3 separate regions of the Homo sapiens genome follow, and all the other regions are linked to region 2. Evidence: read pairs that join two places in POLR2A ChIA-PET (ENCODE). Cell type or tissue: GM12878. All regions are shown on one strand.

Evidence for each region. Peaks named below come from ENCODE experiments on the same cell type or tissue, not always from the same donor. Only the 100,000 strongest peaks of a DNase experiment are listed, where the experiment ranks them.
Region 1: POLR2A ChIA-PET joins it to region 2 with 22 read pairs; 4 of 35 experiments call an interaction of 5 or more read pairs at or near these places.
Region 3: POLR2A ChIA-PET joins it to region 2 with 12 read pairs; 6 of 35 experiments call an interaction of 5 or more read pairs at or near these places.

The regions. Positions count from the first base shown.
Region 1 is chr6:11,824,010-11,826,509 of GRCh38, reverse strand. No RefSeq gene overlaps it. Among named protein-coding and RNA genes, the nearest start is that of ADTRP, 46 kb to the right of the region's middle. In GM12878, no CTCF peak of the experiment used is centred here; a DNase peak (open chromatin) is centred at 1,329; H3K27ac peaks cover 2,194 bases.
Region 2 is chr6:11,713,201-11,715,700 of GRCh38, reverse strand. ADTRP (androgen dependent TFPI regulating protein) reads left to right here. Exons shown (of 6, transcript NM_032744.4): 6 at 1,189-2,178. The coding sequence ends at 1,223. Among named protein-coding and RNA genes, the nearest start is that of ADTRP, 64 kb to the left of the region's middle. RefSeq lists an enhancer at 1,176-1,325. In GM12878, no CTCF peak of the experiment used is centred here; DNase peaks (open chromatin) are centred at 1,110 and 1,460; H3K27ac peaks cover 2,357 bases.
Region 3 is chr6:12,053,491-12,055,990 of GRCh38, reverse strand. The region is part of intron 2 of HIVEP1 (HIVEP zinc finger 1); the gene reads right to left. Among named protein-coding and RNA genes, the nearest start is that of HIVEP1, 42 kb to the right of the region's middle. In GM12878, no CTCF peak of the experiment used is centred here; no DNase peak of the experiment used is centred here; H3K4me3 peaks cover 324 bases; H3K27ac peaks cover 949 bases.

The sequences.
Region 1 (2,500 bases), 110 kb before region 2:
TAAACCCGGCACAGAAAGACAAATATCCAATATTCTCACTCACATGTGGGAGCTCTAGAAGTTGATCTCATGGAGGTAGAAATTAGAATGATAGTTACCAGAGGCTGGCAAGGGTGTGTTTTAGGGGGATGAAGAGAGTTTGGTTAATAGATTAAAAATGTATATATATATATATATATATATATTTAGATAAAAGAATAAGTTTCAGTGTTCCATAGCATAATAGGGTGGCTGTAGTTAACAATAATTTATTGTAGATTTCAAAATAGCTAGAAGAGAAGATTTGAAATTGTTACCAACACAAATAAATGATAATGTTTGAGGTGATGGAAATCTTAAATACTGTGATTTGATCGTTACACATTGTATACGTATATAAAAAAGTCACATGTACCCCCCCAAATAGGTACAAATATCATGCATTATTTAAAAATTATGTAAGTCCAGTTATGTTCATTTATATAACATTTAAGAGGTTAGATGTCCTTGAGCACAATTTAGTTGGAGGGTTTGATACAATAATCACTTAGGCTAATTTACCTCAGGACGAACATGGAATGCATATAATTAAATAGTTCCTGGTGAAAGAAGCTTGAATGGCCAGAATTGCATATCTAAATAAAAAATGGAGTTAGGCTGCCTTGGGACAAACATGGGCAGGGTCTGTTCTGAGGTTGGCCAGCTAGCTAAGGCTTATGTCCAAGACGCACAGGAGGGATTCTGATTGTAATGAACAGGGCTGGTCCAGGCACAATCATGACATTGATGAGGTTGAGGAGCTTGTATCTGGGACCCTCCCATCCTCCATTTTCCCCGCCTCTCCACTCACTAGCACTATACTTGATTCCCGGTGTAGCCACTTAACACACCCATTCTTTATGAATGATTGAATTTTACCCCTTTCATTTTTTTTTGAAAAATTTGTATAAATTTAAGAGGTACAAGTGTAGCTTTGTTCCATGGATATATTGTAGTGAAGTCTGAGTTTTTAGTGTCACCATCACTTGAGTGAGGTATACTATATCCATTAAGCAATTTCTCATCCCTCACTCCCCCTCCATCCTCACACCCTTCCCGGATTTTCATTTCTAATTGGTAATGGTAATGCACCATCTCAGGATCTGTATAATTACATCTAACATCAAGAGAGTTATAATATCTTGAAACTGTTCACCATAGCCTAGCAAATGAAATAACTTAGCTCAGACTACAAAAATTCCCCATTGGCAGTGTGTGGCAGCAGCATCAGAGTCCTTAGTCATACAATGACAGAGCCACAGAATAGTTGCAATGGAGATTGCAGTCAACTTTAAAAAACTGTTTTCACGTACTCTGCAGCTTGGAATTTCCCCTCTTGCCCCACCACCTTCATGTCAAGAACAGCTACACATGTGGGTCAGCTCTGTAAAGGGCCACACAAATTCATCTGCGATTAGTCTGGAAATTCCCTCCTACGAATGTATTGGTACGATGGAATAACAGGTGATTTTATGGGGTAAATATGTTTCAATACAACAATCATTCTGAATAGGAAAAAAAAAACCCTCTGTTTTTCTCAATGTCTGTTATATTCCAGACAGGGGAAAATGCATAGAAAGGTCAAGACAACATTTCTAGTCTCCACATAAAAAACAAGAGTTTTCTACGTAGGCTGAAGCCATCTGGATGGATGTGAACACCTAGAAAGAGAGTGGAATGGAAGAAGTTAAGGTTAAAATCTTGAAAAACTTCAATTTGATTTAATTGTCAGAAAGTGAAAGATAATTTTGAAAAAGGGTCTCCTTTTCCAGAGGAATAAGAGACAAATTGGGAACATGTCAGGGTTGCAGAAATCCAGAGAAAAGAGGTTTCAAGAAAGTAAGTGTGGATAGTACTCTCGAATTACCCTGTAAGGTCAAGTAAAACAAGCAAAGGAAAAAAGTAAGTAGCATGTTGTGAACCGAATTGTTTCCCATAAAATTCATACACTGAAGCCCTAACTCCCGATGTGACTGTATTTGGAGATGGGGCTTTTTTTGTTTTGTTTTTTTTTTTTGAGACGGAGTCTCGCTCTGTTGCCAGGCTGGAGTGTAGTGGCATGATCTCCGCCCACTGCAACTTCCACCTCCCGGGTTCAAGCAATTCCCCTGCCTCAGCCTCCCGAGTAGCTGGGACTACAGGCTTGCGCCACCAAGCCTGGCTAATGTTTATATTTTTAGTAGAGACGGGGTTTCACCATGTTGGCCAGGCTGGTCTCAAACTCCTGACCTCATGACCCACCTGCCTTGGCCTCCCAAGGTGCTGGAAATCAGGACACACACAGACAGAGGGAACACCATGTAAAGACACAAACCAAGAACAGAGGTCTCAGAAGAAACCAACCCTGCTGACACCTTGATCTGGGACTTCCAGCCTGCAGAACTGCGAGACAGTACATTTCTGTTGTTCAACCCCCCCCAATCTCTGGTGCTTTGTTATGGCAGCCCAAGCTAATGCATATAAACAACAAGGAGCCCATAGA
Region 2 (2,500 bases):
GTATTCCAGCCTGGGCAAAGACCTTGTCTCAAAAAAAAAAAAAAAAAAAAAAGGGAAAAACAGAAGAGAAAGAAGTAGACACACCAATGAAAACAACGTGAAATCCATAAAGCTTGATAAACAATAAGCCTCGGCTGAAGTGACTGGGGTAGTCTAGATTGATGAGGAGCAGACGAAGAAGACAGAGTTTTGATCTTGAAAATTTTGCATGAGATGAATACAAGGATAGCCATGAGGACTGCATGATCAAGAGGTGGCCATCCTAGGAAATCAGTGTAATTAAGGGGCCACAAACAGGACTTCAAGTCACCAGTCATGATAGCCTCTAAGAAGTGGAGTTCCAGCAGAATGGAATGAGTATAAGATATCTAGTGTTTACTGTTAAGGATAGAATTGATGAAGGTGGCAGGGTTTGAAGGGTGAATCATGGAATTAGGAGCATGGATTTGCTGCAGGAATACCAAGCCAGAACTACCAGGGCTGTAAGTTCTGGAATGGAGGAGAAGTTTTTAAAGTAGCATTGACAGTATTTGGCAACAAGCACAAAGGATAATGAGCTAATGAAATTTCACAAATTGCAGAGCTTACACAAAGATTTATGATCATTAAATATGGAGTACCAACTTGTTGGCTGAATAGAAGTCATTCTACAAATCTAATGCTATAATTTCAGTAGAATAATGCCCCTCTAATGAGCTTACTCAAACCTAATCCATATGCCAGTACTTTTCCACCAGGCTGATGAATTCATTTGCTAAGAGGTCACAGAATGACCCCAATTAGTTGAACATCCACCCTTCTATTTCCTCTCTAATTTGATGTGGTCTCTTCATCTCCATCTGCAAAGTCTCAAAGTTTGCTGATGGATTGTGTGTAGCCTGCAGACACTCACTCAGAGTCACAGCAATATGCTTCCTCTTAGCTATGCAGAGTACCTGAAGGCAAACAGCATCGTGGGTGCCTGGCTAACTGTGAACCCAGCACTGAGGGAGGACGGCAGAGTTGTTCTCTGCCCCTGTCATCGTGGCAGCTGTTTTTTCATAACTCCTTAAACTGCATCTTGTCACCTTGGGAAAAGTGTGTTCAACTTTCCACTGCCCCAAGTCAGAGTGAATCTCTACCCACAACAAAAATACCCATTAGGGAAAGCCTGAAGCCTGAGGTCTGTCTCTGTTCTTGTTTGTACAGGTGACATGAGGCAGCCACGGAAGAAGAGGAAGTAATTGCACACCATTTTCCAAGAACCAAGAAAGAAGAAAACACAAGAGATTTTTCTCATCTTTTTTTTTTTTTTCTGGTGGAGGGAGGTGGTGGAGGAACATAGCAAAGTAGGAGGGACAGAGAGTGATACTTAAATTTAATAAGAGGTTCGTGAAGGTAGCTTAACTTGAGAACTCTTGGTTTTTTGAAAGGTTGACTGCACATGCCAAAAACAACTCCTGCTATCTCAGAATTAATTATCTTTGACCTTCGTGGAGGATGGTCTCTGGTTAAAATCTGGCCAAAGAAACTCACATAAACTTGGTGTTAGAGAACATCTAGAGAGAGAGAGAGGAACTTAGAGTCATTTAAACTCTTCAGTTTACAGAGAAGGATGCTGAGGACCTAGATGAGAAGTTACCTGCAAAAGGCAAAAGGGTTACTTAGTGTCAGAACCAAGGCAATGACTTCTCTCTCCCAGATCTCCTAGCTACTGGTCCTGGGCCATTTTTTTTTTTTTAAATAATCCCAACTTTCTTTAAAAGACAAGCATTTCAGTAAGCTAGTTATTTTCATGGGTTGCTCATCCATTTTTTTCAGTGATCTAAAAATGTAGGGAGATGGCTACTACTGAAGTTGTCTGTCTACTTGGGATAATAGCAAATTAATTGAAGACAATGGGAAAGTAAGTTATAAAAAATACTGGGAAATCTGTTTCTCTTCTGAGCAAGCATTCAGGGCAGGTATAAACATCAAACATAGTGACATTGTCAAAACCTCTTCCATTTGAACATTGATTAATTCATCAAATAAATGGTATAGTAATAAATTTTGCTTGCAGAAGAATCTGGATGGGAAGTGATAGAATTATAAGGGCTGTTGAGATTGCTTTGCTACAAAGCACTTTTCTGAATTAGTGTGTGGTTTAACAAAGCTGATTTCCAGATGCTTAACAAGGATTCATGATCCCTGCTGTGATTTTCCTAGTGTTATTTTCCTGGCCTTTATTTGTGGGCACATTTTTTAAAGAACACAAATGGCAAATGGCTATTGGTGGGTAGACATATTTGAGTCTACTAGTATGTCACTAGGCTCATATGGGTTGGGGTGTGGACACTGAAGGAAATTGGACTTGGACTTCCCAACCTAACATTATGTAGGAGAAATCTGGTAAAAATGAGCAAGAGTGGTCTTGAAGGGTTACAGAAGAGGACAGAATATCTCAGGTGGGAAGGCAGCCTAAGGGAAGACCAGGGCAGGCACCAAGAAACCTGCTTAATTCCCACTTCTTTTTCTACTG
Region 3 (2,500 bases), 340 kb before region 2:
AAATAAAAGGAGCAAATAACAGCTCATCTTTTGCACGAATATTACATATAGTACAGTTCCCCAAAATGATGCACACTAGCCTTCCATATCTCCCTGTGCTCACTTTATAACAGCACTAGCTTAATAGAACACTTGTCTTGGGCTTTATGGACCAAGCACGTTTATCTCCATCATCTTGCTGATTTTGTTTAACTTGCTTTGTGAGCAGGGAAAGGCTCTTTTAATCATAGTGATGAAATCTCATGATTCCAATCCAGGATGCTGGCAGAAATAACTCAATTTGTATCCTGAAATTTGCTAGCTTAGAAAAAAATTCCAGCTCAGAAATCAAATATCCAACCAAAAGGATTAAAGATTTCTTCTCCTGTAAACTGGATATTGGTGAGAGAAAAACATATAAATACCATGTCCATATTGTATCCTCCGGTTTGTGCCAACTGGTCAGATGAGGCATTGTGGTTTTCTATTTTAAATAGAAACAAAAAAAGATAACAAAATAATGACTTTTTATTTTTTTTTTGAGACGGAGTCTCACTCTGTTGCCAGGCTGGAGTGCAGTGGCGGATCTCAGCTCACTGCAACCTCTGACTTCCTAGTTCAAGGGGTTCTCCTGCCTCAGCCTCCCGAGTAGCTGGGATTACAGGCACGTGCCACCATGCCCAGCTAATTTTTGCATTTTTAGTAGAGACGGAGTTTCACCGTGTTGGCCAGGATGGTCTCGATCTCCTGACCTCGTGATTCGTCCGCCTTGGCCTCCCAAAGTGATGGGATTACAGGCGTGAGCCACTGAAAATCATGATTTTAACTGAAGAATTTTCTTTCCTGTTTAGATTCCTCAAGTATACATTCTAAAAACATACTATAACTTTAGGTTCGTAATGTTTATTGCAAGTATAATTCTATAATAATGTATTAATTACTTAGTATTATACTTTCCCACTAGGCAGTAAACTCTACAAGAGCAGGAACTTGCCCATCTTGTTCTGCACAGAAGTCTGACTACCTAGCGAGAAGACAATCTACATCTCACGAGAAACTGAATGAAAGTAGATCAAACTGAAGCTAACAAAGGTAACTTTCTAAAATGGGTATTTAACATGTAGATAATTTTTTCCTTAGAAGTATTTCAGGATAAACATACAAATGAATATCACAACCCTGAATTAGGTTCTTCTCAAATGCTCAGATTTTTTAATGAGCAAGAAGCACAACATCAAATAATATGCTATGTCATGAAATCATGTATGTTAATCAGAAAAGTGAAAAAAGAGGTTCCACGATAACCAAATAAAATGGAAACAAACTAATAACAGCAAAAAAAGTTCATTATGGTGAAGTCATGTGATACAATATTATGCAGTCATTTGAAACTGATGTTTATAGGGAATTTTAATGACACCGAAAAATACTAGTAATAGATAATATTAAGGGGAGCATCCCAAAAGATATACTGTATGATGCCAACTGTGCTTTAAAATTCATGTGTAGTTATATATTCATATGTATATGTGTGTAAATGTGCATGTATATATAGTCTAGATACATATGTAGGTATATGCATATATATCCATATGTATACATATAAATGAAAGATATCAAATTGTTAATAGTAGTTATTTCTGGATGGTACAGTTATGAGTGACTATAACTTCTGTATGTGGATCTTCCAAATTTTCTGAAACAAACATATAGTGTATGTTTTCTTGTAAATATACCTATAGACTATATACTGTTTTTCATACCATAGTTTCCACAGCATAAACCTTGGTATCAATCCAATTATTTGCAGAGTCATCAGGCAAATGAGTGAATCAAATGTAATAATCCCAAATATCTTGAGTTGGCATCACAATTGACAGATTAAAGTAAATAAACACAGAGTGGGCATGTTTTATATGTTGCTGAGAGTTATGGGCAATGCGAGCCTGAAAGCTATTAGCTTTCAAATATGACAGACTATTTGAAATGGAGAAGGGAAAGATAACCTACGTTTCTGATACTAACAAGTTGTAGCTCACATTTCCACATGGAGAAGGATCAAATGTACGTTCCCTTTCTGTTATCCTATTTGTCATATTCTTTATTGAAAAAAATAATGACCTTAAGTAAAAGATACGTTATGTACCAAGATGTTCATCCTATTTATTCTGGAAAAGGGCTGAAAGCCACCATATAACAGAGCTTGGCAGATTTATCTCTAGGGTTCTCTTGTCAATTTCTGTTTTGTGGGGGAAGGGGTTTGCTATGATTGAGAAAGGAAAATTAATGTTTTCTTTTCTCTCCAAATATATCCTAGCTTAAGCAGTACACAGCCCCCAACAGAGCATCCCCCTATCCCACCTCCACTTTGGTTTCAGTCAAGACATGGAATCAATTCTGCCCTTACCTAGGGCTATGGACTCAGAACTCCCCCACACCATCTCCACAGGGCCTCAGAATATTTCTATTAGTCTTTTGCCCCTTAAGACTCACAGGTACCTATTTATGTTTTTTTTGTCAT